Regions from separate parts of the Homo sapiens genome. Here region 2 is linked to region 1. A link is a loop called in an ENCODE intact Hi-C map of the cell type or tissue named here. Cell type or tissue: IMR-90. All regions are shown on one strand. Links, peaks and the distances in the headings refer to the core of each region. The heading gives the core; the rest is flanking DNA.

Region 1 (10,034 bases), core at 671-8,670:
TTGGGTGGAAGTAGCCCAGTTGGGAGAGGACAGGATGGTGGTTCTGTAGGCAGCGGGGAGGAATGACCTCCCTGGACAGAGGGAGACTTGAGAAAGCAGTGGAAGGTGGGGAGAGCGATGTCAAGGAGGCACCTTGTTTTTTTTGTTTGTTCGTTTTTGTTTGAGACAGAGCCTCATTCTTTCACCCAGGCTGGAGTGCAATGGTGCAATCTCTGCTCACTCAACCTTTGCCTCCCGGGCTCAAGCAATTCTCCTGCCTCAGCTTCCTGAGTAACTGGGATTAAGGAGGCACCTTGTATTTGCTTCCTGTGGCTGCCAGAACAAATTGCCACAAACAGGGTGGCTGAAAACAGCACACGTTTTTTTTTTTTCTCACAGTCCTAGAGGCCAGAAGTCTGAAATCAAGGTCTTGGCAGGGCCAGGGTCTCTCTGGAGGCCCTGGGGGAAAACCAATCCTTTTGTGCCTCTCCCTGCTTTTGGTGACTGTTGGCATTCCCTGACTTGGGTCTGCAGGGTTCCAATCTCTACCTCCCTGGTCACATTGTCTTCTCTCTTCTGCCTGTCTAGTCTATTTCTGCCTCACTCATGAGATTTATAGCCTACCTGAATATTACAGGATAAGCTCCTCCTCTCAAGAACCTTCACTAAATCACATTTTTGCCATGTAAGGTAATATTCCCTCTTTTACCATATAAGGCAGCATTCACAGTTCCAGGAGTTAGGGCATGGATGCATATTTTTGCAGGCTGCCTTTCAGCCAGCGCAGTGCTAAGGACCTGACTATAGAAGTGAGCCCTCACGTAGTGCAGGCTGTGGGCCAGGCTCTGTGTCCTGACTGCTCCAGATGGGTTGACTCATTTTAAACCTCATGAAATAGGCACTATTGTCATCCTCTCTTTATAGGCAGGAAACTGAGGCTCAGAGAGGTTAAATGGGCCCACTGTCACGCCACCAGGAAGCCACCAACTGGGAGTTGAGTCCAGGCAGCAGTTTCTGGAGCGCTTGGCAGGCTGCACTGCCCTCCTAGGCGGGGCGGATGGAGGATGGGTGCTGTTCACTGAAATGAGGCATCTGGGAGAGGGGCGCAGGGAGGACAGGAGTTTGGTTTGGGGCATGGTGAGCCACAGCCCCTGACATCCACGTGCTTCTGTGTCCCCTTCATTGCCAAGTGCAGCCTCCGTGTCTGGGTTTCTGATCTTGGCCATGGCCCCTCTGCCCTTTTGGCTTGTGGAAACAGCCTCCCAGTGCTTCGATGGCAAGCCCTCTTCAGAACCACTAGTGCCACTGCCCAGTGTCCTGGCCCTGAGCCTGGGTTTGGAGCTCTCAGCGTCCACACAAACTGAGTAGGGTAGCAGACGGGGCATCACAAAGACTTTGAGGATGTAAGGGCTGTGCCACTGGCACCCAAGGAGCCTGGAGCCCAGCTCTGCCCCAGGCCACTCCCAGCAGCCCCACCCTTCTGAGGGGGCCGAAAGCTGGAGGCCCTGAGCACCATCTCCCCTGAACCATGCCTTGCTCACTGCTAAAAACCCACCTTGGAGCCCTGCCCTTCAACCAGTTTTGCCACTCATTGCTTAGGGCTTAGGGCTCAGCCCACCCAGATGGGTTATAGCTGGGAGGGGTTAGGTGCTCTGTTATGTGGAAAAATCACCCAATGAAATGTCAGGAGACCATTCCCACTCCTCCCCGACGTTCACTTGAAATATGGGCATGCTTTGGATTTCATAGATGGAAGGGTAAGGGCATTCGAGGTGCGAGAAACTGCAGGGAGGTGAGGAGCAAAGGCACAGAAATGGGAAAAGATAAATTCTGCTTGGGAAATGCCAACTGCAAGATGACTGTGATGTAGGGCACCTGAGGTGGGTGACAGAGGGGCTGGAAGGGGGAGTGGGGGCAGAATTCAGGCTGTCTGGGATGCCAGTCTGTAAGAGATGGAACAATGGTTTTATAAGAAATGATTCTATGTCAATTGCAGAGATTCTCCACTGATGCATGTTGTTTGTACATTTTTTTATATCACAACATCGTTTATTATGTGAATTTTTTACAATACAAACAAAAAATACAGAAATGCAATATATGATTACAGCTAAATGCAGAATGGTGACTTTTTTCTCTTCAAGAGGCCGTGATTCCCATTTCTAGTAAAATTAAGAGACTGCATATAGGTAGAAACAGGTTGGTCATTAGCTTCACAATTTTGCCTAGAAATGATCTATAAATGCATTTTCCCCCTGCTACTTACCATAAAGTGTAAAAAGGAGTTAAAGAAAGTTTCCTTGTTGGTTCCTACCATATGAAAGATGCTATATTCTATTTCAGCAGGGCCAATATGTGAACACTATCTAAATTAAATGTTATTACAAAAATGAAGTAGTAATGAGATTCTGGCTAAAGAGTGCACTAAATGAGAATAATATATATTTAAAGAATCCAAAACAAACAAAAAGAAGTTGTTATAAAAAAGCTCTAGGTGCACTGTAAGCATATAGGGTTTTTTTTCCATGTGTATTTTTAAACAATGGAAGTGTCAAAACATAGGGTCAACTGTGTTAGACTAAATTACATTATTGTATATACTGCATTGAATGGAACCTTTGTATTATAATTATCATAGAGAAGCATAGTTTGCATCATATTATGGCCTTTTATCCTCAATGAAAACCTTCCAGAGTCCTTTTATTTTGGAATATCTTGTAAACAATCAAACCGTCAGAACATGATTATACAACAGTAAAATGTTATCTTGCATTCAACTGAAGATAATCTGTTTAATAAAAAAAGAAAAAGAAAAAGTAGGAAAAGTAGAGCTGTTACTTTCTAAGTACACAACACCCTAGACAATTGACGGCATCTTAATCTCCATCAAGAACAACAACAACAAAAATAATGTGTGTCATGCTCTTAAATCCATCATTATAGATAAAACTGGCTCAAATTGGTCAAACGGATCCAACAAACACTGATGTCCAAGCTGGCATATTGGCAACTAATACGTAACTGGTGGTCAATAGAGAGTTTAAAAGATCTTCCTTTCTTCTTGTTCTTTTCCAAGGTTCTCGAAGAGTTCGTTGTTCTAAAATACGTTGTTGAGCTTCCCAGTTTGCTTTCTCATCCTCTAACTGATGACGTTTTTCCTCTAATTGTTTATGCTGTGCTTCCAAATTCCTTTTCATTTGCTCATGGTGCCGCTGGAGCTCAGCTTCAGAGTTCTTCAGTTTTGAACTTTTTCTTTGACCTTCATCTCAAACACCTGCTCCATCTCCAGCTCCATCTTCTTCATTTTAGCTACATGCTCCCTTCTTTCTTCTTCCATTTGTGCCGGAGGGCTCTTGGTCAGCTGCCCTTTATTCTTGTTGTTATCAATTCCATTATAAGTCACAGCTGCCAGTTTTCTGCTTCTGTAGTTCTCATAGTGGACATTATTAGTAACCTCTTTCAAGTCCTGCATGTGTGTTCTTATCAACATATTTCTTAGAATTGTAAAATCACAGTGTTCACCATTTTCAACTTCAGCAATACCCCAAGGATGCTGCTTTCCTCTGATCATTTTGCCATTAACTTTGATGATAGTATTACTACCTACCACACCAACAGGTAAATGGTCCTTTATCTTTTTAACAAGTTTATTTTCTTCTTTATTATGTTTCTAGAAATTCATATATTTTAATTTTATGTTCTTGGGTTTCTTTCATTATCTGTTTTTTAAACTGTTAGCATTCCTCTGGTGTGAGTGTGTCTTCTGTGGCAATAAGTGAGATGATACTGTTTCATGCAAACGCTTCATAAACTCAATATTCAATGGTTTAAGTCCATGTCCTGAAGGAGCAATGAAGTATAAACAACGCTACACCGTTATCAGGCATCTGACGTCCGTTCACATGCGATTCTGCATTTACGTAGTCCTCAAGTTTATTATCAATGTAGTCGATTGTAAGGCTGCCAGCAATTACTATTATCCACTGCATCTCCAAATCCTGGGGTATCAACTATTGTGAGCAGCAACTGAACACCACCTTCTTTGATTAAAACTTTGGATTGTTCCACCCACTACCATAGCGTGAATCAAAACCAGATCTCTTAACTGATTTTCTGTATACTTGGTTTGGGAGATTGGCAAATCCCACATAGCCTTCAGGGGTCTTCTGTTGAGCTACCGAGCGACATGGGGCGAGCAGCGGTTTGGATGCAGGCGGAGCCGCGGGCAAGCAGGAAGAAGATGATTCTTAGGTCTGAATGCCTAGGAATTCATGTGGATCAATCAGACCTCCCATGGTGCTGCTGTGGACGCTTCTCTCCTCAGCAGCAGTGGCTCTCGCACTGTTTGTACTTTTTTTTTAAAAAAGGAAAGTTATCATAAAAAAATGATAATAGGTCAGGCACGGTGGCTCATGCCTGTAATCCCAGCACTTTGGGGGGCCGAGGCGGGCGGATCACTTGAGGTCAGGAGTTTGAGACCAGCCTGACCAACATGGAGAAATCCTGTCTCTACTAAAAATACAAAATCGACCGGGCATGTTGGCACATGCCTGTAATCCCAGCTACTCGGGAGGCTGAGGCAGGAGAATCGCTTGAACCTGGGAGGTGGAGGTTGCGGTGAGCCAAGACTGTGCCATTGCAGTCCAGCCTGAGCAACAGAGTGAGACTCCATCTCAAAAAAAAAAAAAAAGAAAAAAAAAAGATAATAGACACCACAGTGCTTCTGATGTGCCAGGCATTATTACAAGCAGTTTGTATGTATTTACCCTTTAAATCCTCACATGAGGTGGGACTGTAAACTAGTTCAGCCATTGTGGAAGACAGTGTGGCGATTCCTCAGGGATCTAGAACTAGAAATACCATTTGACCCAGCCATCCCATTACTGGGTATATACCCAAAGGATTATAAATCATGCTGCTATAAAGACACACGCACACGTATGTTTACTGCGGCACTATTCACAATAGCAAAGACTTGGAACCAACCCAAATGTCCCTCAATGATACACTGGATTAAGAAAATGTGGCACATATACACCATGGAATACTATGCAGCCGCAAAAAGGATGAATTCATGTCTTTGGTAGGGACATGGATGAAGCTGGAAGCTATCATTCTCAGCAAACTATAGCAAGGACAAAAAACCAAACACCGCATGTTCTCACTCATAGGTGGGAATTGAACAATGAGAATGCTTGGACACAGGAAGGGGAACATCACACACCGGGGCCTGTAGTGGGGTGGAGGGACGGGGGAGGGATAGCATTAGGAGATATACCTAACGTAAATGACGAGTTAACGGGTGCAGCACACCAACATGGCACATGTATACATATGTAACAGACCACGTTGTGCACATGTACCCTAGAATTTAAAGTATAATAAAAAAAATCCTCACATGAACTCGAGGAGAACAGTTCCATTATCCCGAATTACAGGTGAAGAAATGGGATGCTACGAGGTTAAGTGATGTGCTGGAGTCTCATGACTAGTCTGCTTATGTCACGCAGTTTGAAGCCTCAGTTAAAGAAAGATGTGAATGTGCAGGGTATCCTAGAGGCACTCCTTGCCATAGCCCCAAATGGCAGCAGCAGTCCCTAGACCCTTAGAAGATCCATTAAGAAAAGGAAGTGGGCCCCTGAGGAATCACGGTGATTGCCGACCTCAAGCTGGGCTTGTGGGTTTCCCCATCACGTTCATGTGGGCATACAGTAGCTCTGTAAGGCAGGTGAGAGTCCGTAGCCTGAGATACAGATGCAAGCTTAGCCTCAGGGTGGCGAGTGGCCCACTGCAGATCTGCAGTACCGTCCTGGGGAATGGCAGCTTATACCAAGGCCACCTTGCTCCACCCTTTCTGAAAATCCCCGTGTTCATGCTGAGAGCTGTGCTCCCCTTGTTGCCTCCAAGCTCTGGGGCTCACAGCACCTGAGACTGGCAGGGCAGGTGCAGTTGGAAACCTGACCTGGGGATGGCTACTCCGCTGTTGCACTGTACATCCCTGTGGAGGCCTCAACAGAAGGAGAGGGGCATTGCTGCCCTGGTTTCGTCTCATGGGCACACCCTGACTTGTTCTGCCTTTTGGCCTTGCCATGTACGTATCTTGTCTCCTGGCTGATGGCAGCTTCCATGTCATTAGGGGTGATGTGGGTGGGAGACCAGGAGGGCAGGGACCACGTCAGCCTTGGCTCTTGGTCCTTAGCTCTGGTGTGGTGAATGGCATATCATGAGGGCTCAGTCATTATTTACTGGATCAGGGAAAGAATGATTGACTCCTGGGAGATGAGGGGTCTAGATTGGAGTACCAGCCCCGCAAACAACTAGTTGTGAGTCCTCAGGAAAGCCACTTAATCTCTCCGAGCCTCAGTTTGCCATTAGTAAAGTGGGTGTGATAATGTTTGTTTTGAGTGTTACAGATGACTATCAAGGGGAAAATGTGTGACATATCTTTGTAACCTAGAAAGGGCCTTATATAAAGATCTTTCTCACCAGCATTATGATTCTTATGATTACCATTGTTGTCTCTATTAGTATGAGCATCCAGCCAGCATTAAAAACAAATGCATATGTAAGGACCAATCTTCCAGTGAGTGTTCCAATTTATGCAGGTGTTGGTCAATCAGTAAGCAATTTCTGAGGCCCTACTCTGCCCAGCCTTCTACATGTTGTGGGTAGAAGGGAAAAGCATGACAACACAATCTTCTGGAACAAAAGCAAACATTCGGAGCCCAAAGGATGGCTGGTGGCTATTTTAGGAAGGGTGAGGGCGATGTTGGAGCAGAGACCAAGACACTGAGAACTTCGGTGAACCTGCAGTCTGTGACTCCATAGAGCTGCATGGATGTCCTGTCCTGCAGAAACTGTTGCTCAATAAAGCCGATGAAATGGATGTGTGTGGGAGGTTGGGTGGGGGAATAAGCAAAGCTCCTTGGCAGGAAAATGAGCTGGCGTCTCAAACTTTAGTGTGTACCCGGATCATCAGGGATGTGTATTAAAAATGGAGCAGCCCTAGAGATTCCGGTTTGGTAGGTCTGGAATAGCGCTTGGGAAGCGGCATTTTACCAAGCCCCCAGGTGGTTCTGACGCAGTGGTCTGCATCTTTGAAAAGCACCACCCTGTGCCCGGGCGGGTCTCCAAGCCTCAGCTTCCAGCTGTCAAAACCCAGCCAAACAGAGCTACTTAAAAATGCACAGAACACAATGAGAGAGCACACATCTGAATTCTAGGTGATATTTTCAGATGGAACGGGACGTTATTTTTGTCCATGTTGGTAGGAAGGTTCTTGGGGTTTAGTGAACCAGAGCGGAGTCTGTTGCTCCATGCTGCTCTAATTATGGTCCCTGAAGCTCTCAGTGGGAAGTAAGAACCAGAATATTCTTTCTGAAGATCTTGTGTGCTACCCTGGAAGGTCTGTTTTGCAAAATTAATCAGCTTTGGGCCAGTTTCTTATCTTGAACCGTTTGAGATTTCTGAGCTGCAGTTGCAGAAAGCATGCTTTGGGAAAATCACATCTTTGTGTCTTTGTTTCTCTAGTGCACTGGTGGAGCCTGACTTGTGTGCCAGGCCCAGGGTGGGAGGCAAAAATCAGAGAGGTGATCCTTGCCCTTGAGGGAGGACAAAAAAAGCAAACGTAGAGCTGGAGCATGAAGGAGAATAAAAGAAGTGTTGTTGGAAGGTTCAGTAAGGATCTTGAGAGAATAATATCAACCAAGGGGAAACTGGATAAGAAATCAATTTCAAAATTTCCAGGATGAAACTGCTCCCTAAAAAGTAATTAGCGATATTAAATTCCTCCTCTCTCTAGCATGAATGAACCTTGGCCATTGAGGAAACACAGTGGAAAAGTTCCAGACCAAATCCTTTGCCTGAGAATGTCCACCCAGATCTTAGTTGTAACAGGACAATGAGGAAGTTGCTGGAAGAATGATTTCCAGCCTTTGGGGATCTTGTTTATCTTTCTGAAACAGGGAATGCCTTGGCAAATGAAATGAGGTGCTCTGTAGGAGACGGGGCAGAGAGAGTGGGGGTATTTATTGACATGAAACCCATTTCTCTCTTAGTCCAAATTTGCTGAGCATTCAGTCTTCTTAGCAACAACAAGAATACCAGCAGTAGTCCCTTGGGGGTGGCCAAGTCCTCGTGTTTCCAGAGCCTGTGTTTTCCTGTGTCTGCCGGCCCTCCCTACAGCTAGATAAGGAATCACTACACTTTATAGATAGGATTGGAAGGCCCAGAGAAGCAAAGTGACTTGCCTAAGGCCACACAGCTGAACCCAGGCCATGTCTGCTCCTGCCTGTAGCATACTGGACTCTCCAGTACAGACTATGGCCCCACGTTGTGGAATCCAGTGAATGTTTGGGTGTTTCAGGGAAGACTGTGACAGGCACAAGGTAGTTTGCTAAAAAAAGAAACCGAGCATCTCCGTGAGAACTTGCACTCTCTTTCCTCCAGTTTTCTCCCCTCCCACTGAATCAATTAACAATTTCAAATTGTTCCCTAGTGCTTGGGCAGGTTTGTTTTAGGATTATTATGATCATCGTTATTGCAGGGTGTGCTTCCTGAGCGATATTAAAATGAGGAGTTGTAGGCTGGGTGCAGTGGCTCGCGCCTGTAATCCCAGCACTTTGGGAGGTCTAGGAGGGAGGATCATTTGAGCTCAGGAGTTCAAGACCAGCCTAAGCAATATAATGAGACATTTACCATTTTTTTTTTTTTTTGAGACAGAGTCTAGCTCTGTCACCCAGTGGTGCGATCTCGGCTCACTGCACCCTCTGCCTCCCGGGTTCAAGCGATTCTCCTGCCTCAGCCTTCCAAGTAGCTGGGATTACGGGTGCCTGCCACCACGCCCAGCTGATTTTCGTATTTTTAGTAGAGACGGAGTTTCACTGTGTTGGCCAGGCTGGTCTCAAACTCCTGACCTCATGATCCATCTGCCTCGGCCTCCCAAAGTGCTGGGATTACAAGCGTGAGCCACCGCACCCGGCCACCAACAATTAAAAAAAAAAAAAATTAACCAGGCATGGTGGTGCAAGCCTGTGGTCCCAGCTACTCAGGAGGCTGAGGAGGGAGGATTGCTTGAGCCCGGGAGGGTGAGGCTGCAGTGAGCTGTCATCACACCACTGCACTCCGGCCTGTGTGACAGAGCAAGACTCTGTCTCAAAAAAATAACAATGAAAAAATAAAGAGCCGTTCAAGTAAAATCTTTCTAAAACCAACTCAGCAACTCAGCTAAGGGTCTTCCCTGTGGTCACATTGTTTGTGCTGTACTTGACTTTGGCAATCGCAGGCAGCTGGGGCTTGACATCCACTACCCCACACTTGCATCTCCAGGCTCAGCCTGGCAGTGCCCACCTGAAAGTCACTCACAGCTTCCAGTGGGAGATGGGAACAAACCAGGAAACATTCACAATGACCAGCCCTTGGCCCATACTGGCCTTAACAGAGCTTCAAGAGACCATGGTGCCCTGAGGAAAATAAGGGTAAGTTTTTAACAGAGCTGACTTTGTTGTTTTAAAGAACACCCTTCACTTTGAGATGGTGCCTTCCCTTCCCTCCTCCTCCTTCCTTCTTATGTCCTTTAAAAAATTAAATTGTGGTGATAGCAGACATTAGGATTTGTTTATTGATTTATTTATTTCATTTATTATTTTCTTTTTTTAAGAGACAGGGTCTCGCTTCATCCTCCAGGTTGGAGTGCAGTGGCATTTTCATAGCTTACTGCAGGCTCCAACTCATAGGCTCAAGTGATCCTCCCGCCTTAGCCTCCCAAGTAGCTGGGACTACAGATGTGCACCGCCATGCACGGCTAATTTCAAATTTTTCTGTAGAGATGAGGTCTTGCTGTGTTGCCCAGGCTGGTCCCAAACTCCTGGCCTCAAATGATCTTCCCTTTTTGGCCTCCCGAAGTGTTGGGATTACAGGTGTGAACCACTGCACCCAGCCCATGTTTTGTTTTTTAATGTCTTTACTTGAGAAAATAAAATTTGACAATCTACATTGGTATTCTGATACGTTTTGTTTTGTTTGGAAATTGTGTGTTTTATGACAGTCTGAGCAGC
Region 2 (10,034 bases), core at 1,440-9,439, 53 kb before region 1:
GCTCAGCTGACCCAGTGAACGAGATTGGTCTTTTGAGATAAAAGACCAATATGGTGTCCTGCACAATGTCCAGAGGCCCTTCAGACTGTTACTGAGAGTGGGAGGATTAACATAGCACTGAACAAAAACCATAAATGTATCCTGCCATTAGTTCTATGTAAATGCAAACAGCTTCTGATTTTTCTTCCCCATTGAATAGAAAATAATGGATTTGCCAACTTGGTGGCCACATATCGTGTACCTGAGTCTGCGTTAATCTGATCTAGCAAAGCTAGTGCTCTGGGAGAGCAGTGTAATTGAGGTGCTACTTGGATGACTTTGCAGTGGTCCACTGTCATCCACCAGGATCCATCTGGTTTTTGAAGAGGCTAGGCTGGTGGATTAAATGGGAATACAATGGGGATCACTAGCCGTTTATTCTTAGGTCTTTGTGCCGTTCTCTTCCCACCCCCAGCAGGATGCCGTACTGTTTTTGACATAATATTTTGGCTAGGAAAGTGGGAGAAACAGTTTCAGAAGCTTCTGCTCGGCCTTGCTCAACTCTGATGGCTCTTACTCTATAGACAAGAGAACCAGTGTGGGGATCCTGCCGACGCCCAGACATGGCCTTTCCAATCACACATTTGACAAGAGGGACATACCACTGGGTGGGTCTGTGGACCTAGTAGACTCATTATGATCTGGACCTGGGCCGGGATGCCTTTTCTTAGCTATCCCTAGTATAATTCTATTCTAACAAGGTGGCCATGTTTGTGTCCCTGGGTACAGTATCAACTCAGACTGTGTATTTAACAATCCTCAAAATGTCTGGGTATTTCTCTTTCCCCAGTTTATGATTACTTGTATAAATTTGGGATGTCCCTCTGGAGAAAGACAGAGGGAGTCATTATTATATATATTTGTTGTGATGATGTTACAGGGTCTTTCCTCATGGGAACCTAGGCCTTCCTTCAGACGGAGGCTTTCAGGTCTGCAAAATGTCTCAGGTCCATAAACTGGGCAAGGGATCATAATTTTTTTTTTTTTTTTTTTAGTGGGGCAGCTGCTTTCAGCCTCCTGATCATTCATTTTTGATTTTTCAGTTTTTGGCTCCATAAATGAAGGACTACCTTTGTTGGCTGCCCATCTATCTTTCCCTGAGGAACACCATTCTGTTAAACGTCTTCCTAGATCTCTGTGGACCAGGCCCCTGACTGCTATTCTGACCTTGCCGCTAATTATGACAGTTGCACCCACCTTGCTTTTGACAGTGAAGTGCTGCTGTCTGGCCTTTTAGTATTTGGGATTCTATCATGCCGATTGCTATCAGGTAGACCAGTTCTGTAACAGAGTTTTCTGCCATCATCCCCGGTCTGCAGAGAAGAGCCAGCACTGAATATCTCCATGACCCTGTGCCTTTCCTCCAGTACCCTCTGCTCCACCCCACCCCACCCCACCCCTGCCTGTCCCCGCATGGTCTCCTGGCCTTGGTTAAATTTCCTCTCTAGTGAGCTTACTTCCATGAGCTTTGTGATTTCTCCCTCCACTGTCTTGATGACAGTTCTGGCATTTCTACTTCACTTAGCGTAGGCCAGGCTTGTAAGAGCCATTGTGTTAACTCCTTGTCTCAGGATACTTACTAGGGCATTATATTCTGTATCATGGGAGGGTCCTCTCATCATGATCAACCCATCCTTAATCAACCTGATGCTCCATTCCCTCATGAGCCACCACTCTCACAATTCAGTCCCACATATCACCTCTTGGCTCCTGTGGGACATGCTGTCTGGGTCGCACAGCTCTGGTGTGTGTTACCTTGTCTGGGCTTCCATGTCTGGCTGTGTTGTGATTTGACTCTAGTTTTTGGCCTGGTGGTCAGGAAGAGATGGGGGGATACACGTGCCTGGGGTGGGCACGTATGATAGCATCTTTGGATCATCTTTAAGCAAGGTGACACCCTAGCCTGTGTTAGGGAGGAGTGGGTCAGTACTGCAGGCCTGGGGGTTCAGGAGAATCTGGAGAGCAGGGTCTTCAGGTAAATTGACCTGGTGTCTCCATTCCAAGTCTCAGGCCCTGTTCTCCAATTAGAGCCCTGATTTCAGCATAGCAGATTTGTCAGGGTTGGAAATTTACCCTTCTCTGGAGCTCTGCTCCCCTTTTAAATAACTCCTGGGGTCCTCAGCTTTTTCTGCCCTTCATCTACATGAGATGTGAGTTTCTTTATATGCTACTAAGAAGTGTCTTCGATTTTCACACTCCTCTGAAATTGGTGATTAATCATTCTCAGCCTCTCTTCATCTTTCCCCAGCACATTGATTGTACCCAGCAACAGCCATCTGATTCCAAGTTCCTTATGATCATTGCTTCACTCAAACCTCTCAAATGCCTGTGATAGTGCCCTACCCATCTTCCATTCCAGCTGGCCATGGTGAAAGTTTGAACAATTTCACTGCTTCAGCATGCCACAGGCTATGAGTGTCCCACCGACCACCAACAGTGGGGTTCTCACTGCCAGCTCCAAAATCTCATATTAGATTTTGCTCTGAAAACGATTTCTGAAGCCAGTTCCTTAGGTTGGATTCCCTGGGAAACTGAGATTCTAAGATTTGTATGTAGGAACTTTTCTTTGGCAAGTGCTGTTAGGAATAACACCTGTAAGAGTGTGGGAAGCAGGACTGGAAGGGGGAAGAGTTGAAGTGAAGCAGAAGTTGAACTGAAGTGGGAGAAGTTGAGCTGCGATGTGGTTGCAATAGGAGCCTCGACCAATTCTCCAGGGAGCTCTGGAGCTGCCTGAATCAAGGCAAGGGATCAGGCTTTTGTATTCCCACACTGGATGCCGGCTGCTCTGAGGGACGGGGCCTAACCTAGACCAGAACAGCTCCCTTCAGGCCAAGGCAATTTCTGGAGAGACTCACTTGTGAGCCACCTAGCAGCTGGGAAAATGAGTGCTGTGGTCCAAAATGGATAATTTGGGCAGTGGTCCGCAGCATCCACTAACATAGTCATCACAGGCCAGGCGCGGTGGCTCACGCCTGTAATCCCAGCACTTTGGGAGGCCGAGGCAGGTGGATCACCTGAGGTCAGGAGTTTAAGACCAGCCTGGCCAACATGGTGAAACCCTGCCTCTACTAAAAATACAAAAATTAGCTGGGCATGGTGGTATGCGCCTGTAATCCCAGCTACTCAGGAGGGTGAGGCAGGAGAATCACTTGAAACTGGGAAGTGGAGTTTGCAGTGAGCCAAGATTGTGCCATTGCACTCCAGCCTGGGCAACAGAGTGAGACTCCATATCGGGGGGGTGGGGGAAAAGTCAACACGTCTCAATACACAAAAGGAAAAATAAGAAAGAGATGAACACTCCAAGGCACGAGGCGCAAAGGGCCCACAGTGTAGGCTTAATAATGCCTCGCCTCAAGATGTCCACATCCTCATTCTTGGATCCTGTGAATGTTGCCTTCCATGGCAAAAGGGAGTTTGAAGATGTAATGAGTTAAGAATCTTGCGGCTGGGTGCAGTGGCTCACTCTTGTAATCCTAGCACTATGGGAGGCGGAGGTGAGTGGATCACTTGAGGTCAGGAGTTCGAGACCAGCCTGGCCAAATGGCGAAACCCCATCTCTACTAAAAACACAAAAAGAATTATCTGGGTGTAATGGCGCATGCCTGTAGTCCCAGCTACTCCGGAGGCTGAAGCAGGAGAATTGCTTGAACCCAGGAGGAGGAGGTTGCAGTGAGCTGAGATTGTGCCATTGCACTCCAGCCTAGGCAACAGAGCGAGACTCCATTTCAAACAAAAAAAGAATCTTGAGATGGGGATATTATCCTGGATCATCCAGGTAGGCCCCAGGTAATCACAAGGGTTCTTATAAGAAGGAGGCAGGAGGTCAGAGTGAGTAGTAGGAGACACGGGCATAGAACCAGGAAGTTTGAGTGAGGAAAGAAAGGGGCCATGAGTCAAAAAATAGAAGTGGCCTCTAGAAGCTGAAAAAGGCAAGGAGCTTCCTCTCAGAGCCTCCAGAAGGAACCAGCCCCGCCAAAACCTTGACTTTAGCCCTGTAAGACTCATTTTGGATTTCTGATTTCCAGAACGATAAAATAGTACATTTGTGTTGTTTTAAGCTGATAACTTTGTGGTGATTTGTTATAGTAGCAATAGGAAACTAACTCAGACTCCGTAGGAAACTCACCAAAGAATATATACAATTGGCCAATAAAGGCAGTTAAAAATGTGGAACTTAGTCACAAATATGTGTGCTAGCTATCAATTGAATTAAAATTAATGCAGTAGGATACGCTTTTACTCTCAGGTTGGTACAAGCAAAAAATGGTAATTCCCATTATTGATGAAGATTAAGGAAATACGTATTTTCATACTGGTGGAAGTGTTGTGTAAATTGATATAACTTTTCTGGAGGGTGATCTGAGAATATTTATCAAACAACTTTAAAACCTGTATCTTCTCTGATCTAGAAAATTCATTTCTAGGACTTTATCCTAAGGTAATGGTGGAAGTATTATCTATTATAGTGAAAAGTGGAAACATCCTAAATGTTCGAGGAGAAAGAATTGATTGAATAAATATTGATATAGCTGTGCAATATTTATACAGTGTTTTCTGTATCCAGTTTTGACATAGAAAAATATGAGGGAATTATTGTTAGATGAAAAAGGCCAAAAATTAGTGTGTATAATATAATGCAGATTTCACTTAAAATATGCATATAAAATGTCTTAAAGGATATGTACCATAATTTTAATAGTGGTTATTTCTGGCAAGTAACAGTTTAATGGAGTTTCTAATCCATATCACAGGACAGCAAACTACAGCATCATTTTTTTTTTTAAGCCTGCAAGCTAAAAATGGTTCATACGTTTTTAAAACGGTTGTTTAGGCTGGGTGCGGTGGCTCACACCTGTAATCCCAACACTTTGGGAGACCGAGGTGGGCGGATCACTTGAGGTCAGGAGTTCAAGACCAGCCTGGCCAACATGGTCAAACCCCATGTCTACTAAAAATACAAAAGTTAGCTGGGCGTGGTGGTGGGTGCCTGTAATCCCAGCTACTTGGGAGGCTGAGGCAGGAGAATTGTTTGAACCAGGAGGCAGAGATTGCAGTGAGCTGAGATCGTGCCACTGCACTCCAGCCTGGGCAATAGAGCAAGACTCAGTCAAAAAAAAAAAAAAAGAAAAGAAAAGAAAAGAAAAAAGGTTGTTTAAAAAAAAAAGAAGAAGAAATAATATGGGACTGTGACTATATGGTCTTCAAAGACTAAAATATTTACTATCTGGACCTTTACAGAAAACATTTGCTGACCCCTGATCTGTATCGTCTGATTTTCTCCAGTGAATAAAACAATGTTAACAATGTAAAACAAACAAAAAAGATGTATAAACATTTCCAGTGCAGTGCTTTAAAATAAATAGCTCAGCTGGAAAATTGTAAAATATGCAAAAGGGAGAACTGTAAAATGAAGACAGGAATGAAGTGAGTACAGAGAAATATATGCAAAAGGTCTTGCATGATTGCCAAAAGTGAATAAGAAATTTGGCCCTGAGCTTCCTAGTGGAAAAAGCAAGAATATATACAGGATCTGTTTCATGACCCATGATATCTAAAACAACCCAGTGCCTCAAGACGTATAATAGTTTTTCTTGGCTGAGAAAATACCACCATTGCAGCTTTATAAAGTGAATATTTCATGTGGTCAGACTTGGAGTATTTTGCCCAGAGTGAGAATAAATTGGCTTTGAGTACATGGAAGAAAAGTTCTTATGAAGGAAAGTCTTAAATTTCAGAGCATGACATCCCTTAATGCTGCCCAGAGCTCTTGTCTATTTCCTTTCTGTTTCTCATTCGTTCCAGATAAGGGTCTTCTGGGTGAGTTGGGGGTCTCACGACTAGTACTAACGTGGCTTGTGATCCCTGTGAGCCACAACTATTACCACGGGACATTCATGAGGTCACATGTTGCCCCCAAGCCAGGGCTTTTTTCCTTCTGCATTACTTGAACAAAGTGCTCTGCACACACTGCCCTAGGGAGGAAGCCTACTCCTGAAGGATACTGGCAGTGGTTCCTTGGAAGAACCCGCTTTTAAGATGCCACATTGAATAAGGACTGGTCTTTGTGTGAGAGTGCTGGTTCCGCCTCTGGAGGGTTGACAGAGCGGTGGATGGGAGCAGGCATTTGTCTTCATGTGGAGACTGATATAGGGCATGTCCAGGTGACATCATCTAGTGGGAAAAGCTAGTCGGTTACTTGAGTTAGCCAGGTCACACCAGCATACATTCATTCATTCATTCATTCATTCATTCATTCATTCAACACAGTGGCTCTCCACTGAAGCTGTACCCATGGAGCACCTGGGGAGCTTTATAAATAAATAGGGATGCCCAGACTCTGCCCCAGTCAGAATCTTCTGGAGGTGGGGCCCAGGCTTGTGTATTTCTAAATACCTCCCTTGGTGATTCTGGTGTGCATCTCCAGTGGAAACCGCCCGTGGTGGTAGACCTTGGGTTTTGGTGTTTGGATCCCAACTTCCTTGTTTATTAATCACTTGACTATGGGTGGATGACTTATCCTCTCTGAACCTCACGTTTCTTGTCTGAAAAATGAGTTAAAAGGAATATATGTAAAGTATTTAGCATGCTGCTTAGCAAGCAGTCAGTGCCTAGTAAAGGCTCTTGGTAACTGTATTAGTCCATTCTCACACTGCTATGAAGAAATACCTGAGACTGGGTGATTTATAAAGGAAAGTTTTGTTGACTCACAGTTTCCCATTGCTGGGAAGGCCTCGGGAAACTTACAGTCATGGCAGAAGACAAAGGAGAAGCAGGTATCTTCTTCACAGGGGGCAGGACAGAGAGAGAACAAGCAGGGGAAATGCTAGACACTTAAAAACCCATCAGATCTTGTGAGAATCACTCACCATCATGACAACAGCATGAGGGAAATGGCTCCCATGATCCAGTTACCTCCACCTGGTCCCGCTCTTGCCATATGCAGATTTGGGGGATGATAATTCAAGACGAGATTTTGGGTGGAAACCCAGTCAAACCATATCATTTCACTGTCATCAGAATCACTATCATTGAGTTACCTGAGTTGGCCCTCACCCTGGATCCTGGTTCTCATAACTGAATGTTGATCTTTTTTGTGGCCACGTGTTTTTCATATTCCCTTCCGCTAAAACAGGGTCCCTTCCTTACATCTGAGTCCCTGGCCAGGGTTCCACAGGGGCTGGCCAGATAAATGTAAATGAATGAAGAGAACAGGCGTAAGGGAAATGGACCACGGCACACTGTGTGTTAACGCCTGCTGGGAGGGTTTTTAATTCTGTAAGGAAATATACCCTCCATTTTTCTTGAAAACGTACAGTCTTCTTGGTTTATGTTTTGTTTTTCACTTTTAATAGAGACATGGATACAGAGAAATATTTCTTTACCATAAGAAAAACAACACTTTGCAACCGCAATGATAAATGTCAGCTGACACTTAAAGCTGGGTAAAGCCCTAAAGATGGGGCATCATGGAAATGTTGTAGATGGGAGAGCCCTCCCCCTCTGCAGGGGCAAAGGCTGCTCAGTTCCAATTGATTGTTACCACAGGTAAACGTGGCCCAGTTTGACCAGATCTACTGAGTTTTCAAGAGAAGCTGAAAATTTGGATTTTTAAAATGTTGGCTCAGTTTTTAAAAAGTAGCACTGTATGAGTCAAATAAAACATATTTCAAGGTTGAATGTGGCCTAAGAGCCACCCGTTTGCAACCTCTGATCCAGCATCTAGGGCCAGCTTTGCTCTTGCCAGCACCCCTACCCAGCTGCCTGTTAATAAACCTCCCTGCTGCTGACCCCTTCTTGTCTGGACTTCCCCCATGTTTTTTGTTTCCATAATCATGTCACAGTGCTCTGCCCTCCTGTGGGGACACCCTCACTCCTAAATGTGTTCTGGAAATGTGGCTGTCCTCTGATAGGTTTCCTTAAGAATGGATGAAATGAGTTAAGGCATAACTGGTAACTGGCTCACTGTTCTTTGGCAATGGAAAAATATTCCTTGCCAATAATTTCTCTCAACACTTTTTCAGGCAAAGCAACATACGGGGTAATTATTTTTAGATCAGAAATAATTTGGGTGTTATAATGTCAGTGTACGTAAACCTGGTAAGATTATAGGAAGGTTTTAAAATGAGTTTTGAAACTAGTGACATATAAATTAAATGTTGAAGTACTTGCCCACTTATTACTGAAAATATCAGCTCAACTGTTGTTTTTTTTTTCCTTTTTATAATAAGACAGCAACACAAGGCTGGGATTAGCCTGTCAGATGTGAGGCCTGTCAGATGTGACTGCAGCACCTTCCATTTAGTTCTGCTCCATGGTCCTGCATTTTCTTTAGGGATGGCCCCATCATCCACACATTTCTGCAAGCCAGAGGCCTACAGGTCTTCCTCCACACCCCTTCCTCCTCTCCGCCATATCCACCCTTAATATCTCCTGGATCCATTTACTTCTCCTGCCCTCTGCCATTATCTGCTGTAGGCCATGATCACCCAGCTCTTTGGTGACTACACTGGCCTACTAATTATCTCCCTGTACCCACTTTGACCTCCTCTCTGTTCCTTCCATACCCTGCAGCCATATTTTCATAACTTAAATCTTATATCAACCCTTTGCTTAGGACTCCCAGTGGCTTTGCGTTAGCTAGGGTAAAGTCCAAAATCTCTGTTATTATTATACTTTAAGTTCTGGGATACATGGGCAGAACATGCAGGTTTGTTACATAGGTATACACCTGCCATGGTGGTTTGCTGCACCCATCAACCCGTGATCTACATTAGGTATTTCTCCTAATGCTATCCCTCCTGTAGCCCCCCATCCCCAAAAGGCCCCAGTGTGTGATGTTCCCCTCCCTGTGTCCATGTGTTCTCATTGTTCAACTCCCACTTATGAGTGAGAACGTGCGGTGTTTGGTTTTCTGTTCCTGTGTTAGTTTGCTGAGAATGATGGTTTCCAGCTTCATCCATGTCCCTGCAAAGGACATGAACTCATCCTTTTTTATGGCTGCATAGTATTCCATGGTGTGTATATGCCACATCTTCTTTATCCAGTCTATCATTGATGGGCGTTTGGGTTGGTTTCAAGTCCTTGCTATTGTGAATAGTGCTGCAATAAACATGTGTGCATGTGAAAGACCAAAATCTTTAACATCACTCTTAAGGTCCCACATGGATTGATTCCCACACACATCACCACTCTTATCTCTTCCTTTGGTCTCCTTGTTCTCTGAGCCCTAGCTTCTGTACCTTTTCTTTTCTTTTAAAGGCTTTTTTTTTAAAGCAATTTTAGATTCACAGAAAAATTGAGAAGAAGATACAGAGATCTCCCATACACCCCTTGCTTACACACATGAACAGCATCCCCCATTATCGACATCCCCCACCAGAGTGGTACAATCAATGAACCTACTTCAATACTTTCTTATCGCCCAACGTCCACAGTGTACATTAGGGTTCACTCTTGATGTACATTCTGTGGGTTTGGACAAATGCATAATGACAGGCATTCACCATTACCATATTACATAGAATAGCTTCACGGCCCTAAAAGTCCCCTGTGCTCCCCTATTTATCCCTGCCCAACCACCGATCTTTTTATTGTCTCCATAGTTTTGCCTTTTCCAGAATGTCATGTAGTTGAAATCAAGCAGTATGTAGTTTGTTCAGATTGGCTTCTTTCATTCAACATGCATTTAAAGACCCTCCAGGTCTTTTCATGCCTTGATAGCTTATTTCTTTTTAACAATGAATAATATTCTACTGTCTGGATGTACCATGGTTTATTTATCCATTCACCTACTGAAGGACATCTTGGTGGCTTCCAAGTTTTGGCAATTACAAATAAAGTTGCTGTAAATATCCGTATGTGGGTTTTTGTGTAGACATAAGTTTTCAACTCCTTTGGGTGAAGACCAAGGGGCTCTGCTTTTTTTTGTGTCTTCATACACATGATGTAGTTCTCTCCTCTTGGACTGCTCCCTACTCCCCACTGCCCTTGTCTAG

Evidence for each region. A loop is a pair of places that touch in the nucleus more often than their neighbours do. Peaks named below come from ENCODE experiments on the same cell type or tissue, not always from the same donor. Only the 100,000 strongest peaks of a DNase experiment are listed, where the experiment ranks them.
Region 2: it touches region 1 in a loop (5-fold over the local background); 2 of 110 quality-filtered maps call a loop at or near these places.

What each region holds. Positions count from the first base shown.
Region 1 is chr9:98,601,119-98,611,152 of GRCh38, reverse strand. All of the region lies in intron 1 of GABBR2 (gamma-aminobutyric acid type B receptor subunit 2), which reads left to right. It also overlaps the pseudogene SEPTIN7P7. Among named protein-coding and RNA genes, the nearest start is that of GABBR2, 100 kb to the left of the region's middle. RefSeq lists an enhancer at 1-699 and a silencer at 7,812-8,106. In IMR-90, for the core only: no CTCF peak of the experiment used is centred there; DNase peaks (open chromatin) are centred at 762, 3,162, 3,852 and 6,862; H3K27ac peaks cover 4,624 bases.
Region 2 is chr9:98,654,656-98,664,689 of GRCh38, reverse strand. The region is part of intron 1 of GABBR2 (gamma-aminobutyric acid type B receptor subunit 2); the gene reads left to right. Among named protein-coding and RNA genes, the nearest start is that of GABBR2, 49 kb to the left of the region's middle. In IMR-90, for the core only: no CTCF peak of the experiment used is centred there; DNase peaks (open chromatin) are centred at 5,539 and 6,629; H3K27ac peaks cover 1,817 bases.